Linked DNA regions of Homo sapiens: region 2 is linked to region 1. A link is a loop called in an ENCODE intact Hi-C map of the cell type or tissue named here. Cell type or tissue: prostate gland. All regions are shown on one strand.

Region 1 (5,000 bases):
GACGAGTTAATGGGTGTAGCACACCAGCATGGCACATGTATACATATATAACTAACCGGCACATTGTGCACATGTACCCTAGAACTTCAACTATAGTAATAATAAAATAAGAAAAAGTAAAAATAAAAAAATAAAAGAGAAATGCATTTGAGGCAAAGCCTCTTTTCCTCTGTGTAGAACTGATGATGGGGTAAAATAGAAGAAACCACACATATACACCCTGATGCTGATCTAGAGCCCAGTAGCTCCAGAGAGCTAGGGAAGGCCCCACTCTGTGTGGGACATTTATGTGGCCTGTGACCACAAGAACCGTCAGCAGCAGAACAGGTGATGAGCATTTGTTGAGTGAATCAAAACAGAAATGAACCACTGTGCAGGTTCAGCTGGGTTCCCCTGAATGCATCCTTGAGAGGGTCCTCAGTGTGTTTGTGGACATCTAGTTACAAGGCAATCAACATATAAATGGGGATCATCTTCCCATCGCCTTCAAGAAAAACAGAATTCTATTTCTGCATGTCATGAAGGGTTCTTTAGGATCTGACACATACCTGCCCTTCCACTCAGAGGTCTGACATTTTATTTTCACATCTGCTCCGTGGCTGCCTGTCTTTGGGCAAGTTACATGACCCTGCTAATCCTCAGTTCCCTCATCTTTAAAATGGGGATAAAGATACCTATCTCACCGGCTTGTGATAATTATAAAATGAGAAAGTGCAAATAAATCCACTGTCTTTTCATCACACATATGCCAATCCAGCATTTGTGATTTTTAAAAATTCTTACTGTATAGTTTACCTTTCAGCCAAACCATGCCTTCTTCAAGCTGATATTATACTAAGAACTTTTATCTTTATTGAGGTGCTTATCAGAATATCTTGCCATTCTTGCATTAACTGTTAGATATCCCAACTGCATGGGAAACAAGGACAAGCACAGTATCTTTTTCATCTCTCTTTTTCACAGGACCTGACACATAGAAGGTGCTCAGCTGAATGTTTGCCGAAGGGTCATGTGAAGTGTCTCTGTTCTGGAGAATCTTGATTCCCAAGAGCCCCAGATAATTCCTGGCCCCTACTCTCCTATCCCATATTAGGCAGCTACTCTGTGTCAGAAACTAAGCCAGGGGCTCTGCACAAAAGGCTGTAGTTCATAGCTCTGCAACCCTGGGGGGCAGCTATTATATAAACTTCTTACAACAATTAACACAAATCCCTCAAGTGTAAACATCTGATGTCTCTTTACCTTCAACCCACTAGGGACACAAATTGAGAACCCAGCAACCCTCATCTGGCATGGAAAACTTAAGACCTGGATTTCTTCCACCTGCACCTGCTGCGTTTGTAGCCATCCCCTCCCCTCTTCCAGCACCTTTGTTGTTTGTATCTTACCAGGATTAACCATACTAGTCTGGACTCTGAACTCAGAAACATGTAGATTAAACATTTCCTAGCTTAAAAAAATAGAGTGCAGAAAGTTAAATAGTTAGCTCTCACATGTTGATTATTTACTATGTGAAGGCAGTATGTAGGGTTTGTCTAACATTGCCTCCAATTTTCCCAAATATCCGGTAAGGTGAATATTCTTGTCTGTCTTTTACACGGGAAGAAGCCAAGATTCAAGAGGGCCTCATAACTTGCTGCATGGATCTGTGATTCCTGACCTGGGTACACCCCAACACTGCTTCTTCCTGGCACCAGGCACCCAAGGAATCAGTTCCACTAGCCCCCACGCCTCAGCAACCAGCACTAGGCATGGAGGGGTGCTTCCTCCCACCAAGGCTGAGTGCTCAGTCACACCCTATGAGAGCAAGCCAATGAAATGGAAAAATAGCTCTTACTCCTGACTCTGACATCTGCCCTGCAGGTGAGAGCCAAATTCTCAAATTGCCAGGCCAATGGCAAATAAGCCCACACTATGCACAGAGGGTATCAACACAAAGAGGGTTCTGTGGGAATTCACACATCCTGGAAGCCAGGCTGACCCTGGTAGACAGTTTCATTTTATCTTGTCTCAGCCACATGATGAGTGGAGAGAGAGAAGGAAAGTGCACAGATCTCCAGAAATGGGGTTTGGGTTCACTCTTGAGAATACCCCTGGGCAGTACTCTGACCCTTGGGCCCCTCTCTGTAAACACACAAGAACAGCTAAAATGTCTGGAAAGGGGAAGGGCTGGTTCCACTGATGCCCCTGCATTCATTGAGTTTCCTGCTTCCCAAGTAGCTGAGAGGCAGCTGGATATAAAAGGAACAGGCTTTGGAGTCAGACCCAGATCAAATCCCCATTCTGCTACTTGGTACCTGTAGGACAATGAGCAAGGCTTTGACCTTCTGTGAGCCATGGTTTATCTGTAAACTAAAGGAAATGGTAGATTATCATGAAAATTATAGATAAGAATATGAAACAGCACATAGTAGCTGCTTGGCAAATGTTAGTTGCCTTCCCTCCCTTTTCCCCCACTGCATTCATTTGTAATGCCTTTTTTTAAAAAAAAATGACAGTAAGAGCAATTATAATTGGCACAGGTTGCTTTATGAGCTAAATATGTTACAGATCAATAATACACAATCTCTGGCCTGGCGCGGTGGCTCATGCCTGTAATCCCAGCACTTTAGGAGACCAAGGTGGGCAGATCACAAGGTCAGGAGTTCGAGACCAGCCTAGCCAATATGGCGAAACCCCATCTCTACTGAAAATACAAAAAATTAGCCGGGCTTGGTGGTGAGCAACTGCAGTCCCAGCTACTCGAGAGACTGAGGCAGAAGAATCCTTTGAACCCAGGAGGCAGAAGTTGCAGTGAGCCGAGATCGCGCCATTGCACTCCAGCCTGGGTGACAGAGTGAGACTCCATCTCAAAAAAATAATAATAAAAAATAAATAAAAACCACAATCTCTATTTAAGCCACTCTCACAGGACTGACTGTACCCTATATCATGTCATATATTTGACAGACAGTTGCTTTTCTTCCTTTTATTCTTCTAAAGAAGTCCAGATGAGCCCCAGATACAGGTTCATACCCTAGATAGCCTATTCCAAGGGTTAAAATCAGGCCTGCTTCACATCGAAGGCATTTTGTTATGATCTGTTCATAACAAAAGCTGCCTCCTGGCTGTTGCCTGCAGCTGAATACTGTTACTCTGAAGCCATCATTTCATTTGTTTCTGATTGTTCTGCAGTGTTTACATACCTTACATATTAGCGTGATCTTTTATAGAGTACAGGCAGAGGTTAAGCCCTCCCGGATCCACTTTCCCTCTGAGGGCTCTTTCTTCTTTTTTACTGTCCCTTGCCTCTGTGTTACAAACCATTTCTCTTTTATAGAAATTCATTTAAATAGAAAAACAATTTTTAAGTGTTTTCTTTTTTTTTTAACATGAGGCTCACTTAACATTTTTAGAAAATGTTGAATATGGAGAAGAGGGAAAAGATACCACCAAAATGTGTGATTTTTTTTTTCTTTTTTCCTGACATAGGAAAATCCCATTACCTCTCTTGAATTTACCAAGGGACATATTCCATTTAGGGCATAGAAGGACCTGGGCTGCCTCCAGACCTAATGTGGAAGAAGGTGCTGTCTGCCTGCTATTTCCTTGCTTCTCCTTATTTCAATCTTTTTTTTTTCTCCAAAAAAAAAAAAAAGTGACTTAGGAAGGATATGGACTTGTGAGTCAGATTTGGGTCTAAGTCTTGGTTCTGCCCTATGTGTAATCCCAGGAAGGAACTTGAGTTGATTTTCTGAAGCTCAGTTTCCTTTTCCATTAAAACTGGGAGTGACTCAGGCTTGCCTAGTATCTTAGCTGGAAGAATGTGTGTGAAACTGGCCCACCTTTCACAGATAGGTCACCCTGCTGATTGCAGTGGCTTCCAGGCACCCAGGCCTGGGAAAGATTCACAGGCCTAGTCCAGACCTGGCAGGAAAGAGGCTGTGAGCAGTTCTGCCTGCCGCAGATGTGCTGGCACATGTACCGCCGTGTGCTGCCCCAGGTAACATATCAGGCAGCTAGGGAATGTAGGCTTTCAGACCCTCTCTCTTCAGTTCTCTTCTGCTGACTTCCTCCCATCCAGCCATCATACTTTCTTAATCCTCTCATCAATCCCCTTTGTTATAGAGAAGATGGAAGGGTTAAATTCCTTCACCCTCATCACTTCCACTGATATTTGATAAACACCTCTCAGTTCATAATACTTTTGCACTCAAGCAGGGGAGCTACCCAGGTGTCTATGGAAAGTTTTGAATTCTTTTTGCCTATTCAGTTTAGTCTTCTCATTTTCTATCTGGCCAGAAATGGAGAAAGTGTTTTGAAGGTCAGGATTCTTCAGGTCTAGACTTGTAGGGATGTATCCTGAATTCCTCTGAGCTAAGCCTGAGAAGCACAAGTGGGTTCTATTGGGAAACACTTCCAAAAGGCAATGATTGATGCTTATGCACAGAAATTCTGACTTTTAGTAAAAGATGCTTGGATATAAATCAAGCAGGACTCTCCTTGCCTTTATACAATATGCGGTAAACAGGGTAAATCCTCAATTTTACTTATGCCCACTGACAGATCTTACAAGTAGAAATTAACCCATCTGAGTGATCGTGTTGATTCTTTCTCCCTCTTCTCTAGAGCCATTATAACCTCTGTACCCTACTTCAGAATTCTAATCAAGATAGTGTCAAGTCTTTTAAAAAAAAGTTAAACCCCCACATGAGCTCCAATCCATAAATAAGAAACTCACCCTGGCTTGTATGGAGGTGATGATATTAACACAGGCTACATTTCTCTGGGTCACTGAATGTACCCGGCACTGTACCAAGGCCAGTAATAGACTGTGCCACATTTAATCTTTACAGATCTGTAAGAGAGGTCTTATTTGTCCCATTTTTCAGATGAACACCCCAAAGACCAAGGTCACACAGCAGAGACTCTCGGCTGGAGACTGCCCTCAGGCATCCTTTTAACGGAACTCTAAAGTCTGCAGGAGGGAGCCATTTTTCCTACCAGCCAGTTTAGAATCA
Region 2 (5,000 bases), 79 kb after region 1:
AGCAACTCTATGAGATAGGCGGAATTTTAACCCCATTTTTCAGATGAGAAAGCTGAGGCACGGAAAGATTAGGTATCTTGCCTAGGATCACACAGCTAAGTCAGTGGGGAAGCCAGGATTCAAACCCTGGCAGTCTGGGTTCAGAGCACTTTGGGCAGCAACTTGAGAGCTGATAGGGGATTCACCAGGTTCACTCACATCTCTGGTTCGCAAGGGGAGGGGCCTGTGAGTAGTTCCTCCCTGCTCACAACTCAGGGAGCTTTTGGCAGGGTAGGAAGGCCCGGGAAGTGAATGGTGTTTGGAGGCACTGTCTTCAAAAACGTCCCAGGTCCATAGAGAAGGCTTGATGGTCATAGTCGCACACCCATCTGTATCATTCCTAGGATTCTTCAACGGCTTGCAGTGCTCTCTCCTGCTGGTGTCAGCACAGCCCTGTAGTGTGGCCTGGCATCTGTCCTTCCCCTCTGGATGGTTGATGGGAACCTTTATTGTCCCTTCCCCACTTATCCAGTTTTTAGTCCAGGTCTAGTACATGCATAGAGGCTTCACTTGCCATCTACCTGAATTCTAACAGTAGCAGCCATCATTTCTCCAGGGCTTACTGTAGGCCAGGAAATATGCTAAGCACCAAGTGTGTGCCCTCTCATTAAGCCTCACAACACACCTGTGTGGTACATCTTATCATCATCCCCATTTTACATTTGGGATGATCCCCATTTGCATTTGGGAACCAAGGCTTAAAGAGTGTAAGTGACTTACTGGACACAGAGCTAGTGGAACCAGGAAATAAACTCAGGTCTGAGCTTCTCCCAGCATTCCCACCCCACCTGACACCATGTTGGCAATGTCTTAAGTCCTGGCCCAGTTGAGAGCTGGTATTCCTAAATTCTCTGGGGTGTCTGTGGGAATTTACTCCCCTGCCCTTTTTCTCTGGGTAGCTGGAGGAAAGAATTGAGTGGGGAAGTAATGGGATGTAGAGAGAGTGTCTTCTCAGACAAGATAGGAAAAGAAATCTAGGCTTTGGGAAAATAACTCTTATGGCTTGAGTAGAAGACAGTTTTTACACCACAAGTTTACCTCTGTAAAGTTTGCTGCCATCTCCCGATTAGCAGACTAATCTATACATTATAGACCTAAGAATCCTAAATTATTTCTGTTAATCTTAAACCTACCATGAACCCTCAACCTCTGGGCATTGGCATATGGAGGGCTCCTCCCTGCCTGGTGGACTCCTGCTCACCCTTCAGATGCCTGTTTAAGCCTCATCTCCACCGTAATCTGTGATGACCGCTACCCCAGAAATGTAAGTGACTCATCATTCAGTCACTTACCATGTGCTAGATACTGGTCTAAATGCCAGGGATTCCGCAGTAGTCAAAACAGAGTCCCTACCCTCAAGTAGCTTAAGTTTTTGGAGGGGAGACAGACATTAAACAAGATAAGTAAGTAAAATACAATGTTGGAAGGTGGGATGAAGCAGTTAAGGGGGTAAGGAGTGTTGAGGGAAGTTGTAATTTTAAATCTGATGGCCAGGGAAAGCTCAGTAGGAAGGTGATGTTTGCGGAAACACTTGAAGGATGGGCCGGCAATTAGCATGTGGGCATCTAGGAGGAAGTGTTCCAGACAGGGAACAGCATGGGTAAGGGCCCCGAGGCACACTCAGGAAGCAGCAAGGAGGCCAGGACTACGTGGCTGGAAGGAGAAGAGGAGGATATCAGAGAGGGAGAAGTGGGGCCAGATCTGGGAGGGAGAGCCCCTTGTCAGCCACTGTAAGGGCTGTGGCATGCACCCTGAGAGAGGGGAGAAGCCCCTGGAGGGATGAATCACACCCTCTCTTGCTATCTCCTTTCCCTTAGCACATCTCAGTTAGAGAACCAACCCCCTCCGTAGCCTTCATCTCTCTCATCCATTTCCCTCTGAAACCTGAATAGCAGGGCACAGTCCGATTCATCTCAGTATTCCCTCGGCCAGCAGAGCGCTTAATAAACATCAGTGGATCTGAACTTGAATCAAATGGCAGGTAGCAGCTTGCAGAAGCCTGAAAAACCTGGGCACTGAGGTCTCGTGAGTTGATATATATGGTGTTGGTTCCCTTGGGCTCTTGGCTACTGCACCAGCAGGCACAGGCAGTGAAATCTTTTAGAACCAAATAATCCCAAGGAATAAAGAAGGGAGGACTGCAGGGAGTCGGGCGGGGGGCCTGCTGCTGCCCTGATGTCAGGTGTTTTTGCCACTGCGGCTGCTTGTTGGCTCCTCACACTCCCCTGGCTCTGCTCCCTAACCAAGGTGTGGCCTTGTCCTGCGCAGGCATGCCTGTGGTCCTGTCGCAAGAGGTGGAGTCCGTTCTTGTGGGTGCTGCTGTTCTGGGTGCCTGTGCCTCAGGGGATTTCGCTTCTGTACAGGTATGTGAAGACCAGGGGGTGGGCTGTGGCTCCTCCCCTGTCTGAGGCCATCCTTCCTCTTGACAGCAGCTCGCATTTTACAAAATACACACAGGATATAATTAAGAAATGATAGGTTCCAGCCAGGGAAAGCACAAACACTTCTAGCCTCAGACATATTTATTGCAGTTTTCATTTGACTTGGCCTCGGTTCGTGTTGGTCGTTCTGTTTTTCAGTTGTTTTTTTTCTTTCTTCTTTAAAATACCTTTTAAATTATTCCTTTTAAATTTCCCCTTGACCACTTTTCTTTGAGCACATGAAACAGGTAAGGCTCAAAACTTCAGTGTTTCATGTGTATTTCAGATTTTTATTTGCTTATGTCAACCTCACCATTTTCTAAATACCTTGAAGGCCTCTATCAACAAGAGACACAAATGAAACTGTCAGTATGAAATAAAAAAGGAATTAAAAGGGAAAATAAGGAACAAAGATATAGGAAGAAGGAAACAATTTGGTGGCTGTGATTAAACACATAATTTGGCTCAGAGCTTCCTGGCAGGCAAGACAAAAAAGAACACATGATAAATTGCATAATTCTTACTTTCAAAAAGAGGAAACATACTAGTTTCTGGTGAGAGGGAAAACTTTTCCTCCCACCAAATTGCGAAAGACCTTGCACACATGGGGCTTTGTGGAGAGGTTTTGAGTGCTAAAATAATACAAGGTAAACAATGAATGTGGTATGGAAGCTAAGAGCATACAGGCTCTGGCATTAGACCACCTGGGCTCAAATCCTAGCTTGATTACCTACCAGCTCTTGTGGCCTAAACAGTCTTCTCTGTACTTCCACTCCTTTATCTGTAATAGTAATTGACAGCGCATCGTGAGTTCTGTGTGTCAAGCATGCTCATTTAGTCCCTGCAATAGCTCTATTATCCCCATTTTATAGTTGAGGAACCTGAGGCATAAAGAAGTTAAATAACTTGGCCTAAATGAAACAGCTAGTAAATGCCAGAATCAAGAAGTCTGGCTCCCACTTCTCAACTGAACGTTCAAGAGATATTTGTTCAGCAAAGCAGCAGAGTCCAAATGACTTGCCCATGGTCTCAAGCTTAGGACTACAAGCCAGGTATCTAGTAGCTCAGTAATTAGAGCTTTGTTTATTGTGAACCTCTTATGTTCCAGACACTATGCTAGGTGCTTTTTGTATAATCTTCCTAATACCTATAACAATGCTTCATGAGCCACAGAGATTGGGCCATAGAGATCCAAAATTTAAGGGTACACTATTGGGAACAGACAGATGTAAAAGTGTGATGCTGTTTGTACTGCATTTTGGAAAATGTGGTACACTACACACTATCCAAGCCTCTGAAACTAATGACTGTGAAATCTCCCTCACAAGGAATTAAATCCACTCATGAATTCTTGTGGATTCTGAGTGAGTCTTTAAACAAAGGTGGTATAGTTCAGTTCTCGACTTTTTCTGGATAGTCTCGTCCTTTCTCAAAAATAGCACATGGAGATATTTGTTGTTGAAATATCAATGAATTGTCAATTATTATTTTAGTGTATCAGCTGACGGAGATGTTCTCACAATTAAATATCTTGCCCTTCCTGCGGCAAATTATAATAGTTAAAACAGGGGGGATGCTTACTAAGGTTCTGCAGAGGTTACCCTGTGTTGTGAACTGAATATTTGTATTCCTGCAAAATTTGCCCTGACCCTCAATGTGATGGTATATGGAGGTGGGTCTTTGGGAGCTAATTAGGGTTAGATGAAATCATGAGGGCAGGAGCCTAGTCTGATGGGTTATGATGGTCTGATGGGCCCTTATACAAAGACACCAGAGAGCTGGCTTGTTCTCTCTGCCATGTGAGGACACAGCAAGAAGTCCATTTCTATAGGCCAAAAGAGGGCTCCCACGAGACCCTGACATTGCTGGCACCCTGATCTCAGACTTTGAGCCTCCAGAACTGTGAGAACATAGATTTCTGTTGTTTACCCAGTCTATGGCATTTTGTTATAGTAGCCTGAGATAAGACACCTCATTTAATCTTGACAGTCATCCTGCTTGCAGGATGCGTGTTTTTATCCTTCTGTGATAGGAAGCCAAGCTTCAGAGATGTTTTAAGTAATTTGTCCAAGGCTACACAGAAAGGGCAGAAGCAGAATTGAAATGAAGGTCTCTCTGGGTCTATATCTTATCCTGTCATTCTTTTTCTAATTTGTTCGATTTGTTTTTTCTTTAAAAATATTTTCTGGCTTCTTAAGTGTTCAGTGGTGTATTTTCTGAAAAGAAATGCCATAGGTCACAAATCAGGAGATAGTCTGTAGCTCAAACAGAGAATAGCCTTTCAAGATGAGGCTGCTATACTAGATACATCATACCATGACTCATGGCTTCATTGATATCTTATTCAAAACTGGGATCTCCAGCTCCAAAGGAATTCCACTCACATCTTCCCCTAATGGGAAACTGAGCTTAATTCCACACTGACATCTTGACTACATGAGATTTGCTGTTAGTCTTCTGTAACAGAATCTAAGATATAGTAGATCAGATTTGGAACTGATGACTTGAGTAGCAGCTGCAAGGCTCACAGCATTGTAAAGA

Evidence for each region. Peaks named below come from ENCODE experiments on the same cell type or tissue, not always from the same donor. Only the 100,000 strongest peaks of a DNase experiment are listed, where the experiment ranks them.
Region 2: a loop joins it to region 1, with 4 times the contacts of the local background. A loop is called at or near these places in 8 of 110 quality-filtered maps.

Annotation. Positions count from the first base shown.
Region 1 is chr1:59,592,839-59,597,838 of GRCh38, forward strand. All of the region lies in intron 8 of FGGY (FGGY carbohydrate kinase domain containing), which reads left to right. Among named protein-coding and RNA genes, the nearest start is that of MIR4711, 140 kb to the right of the region's middle. In prostate gland, a CTCF peak has its summit at 3,118; DNase peaks (open chromatin) are centred at 3,173, 3,883 and 4,315; H3K27ac peaks cover 4,136 bases.
Region 2 is chr1:59,671,732-59,676,731 of GRCh38, forward strand. It overlaps FGGY (FGGY carbohydrate kinase domain containing), which reads left to right. Exons shown (of 16, transcript NM_018291.5): 14 at 2,308-2,402. Among named protein-coding and RNA genes, the nearest start is that of MIR4711, 59 kb to the right of the region's middle. RefSeq lists an enhancer at 1,782-2,309. In prostate gland, no CTCF peak of the experiment used is centred here; DNase peaks (open chromatin) are centred at 2,250 and 3,020; H3K27ac peaks cover 4,368 bases.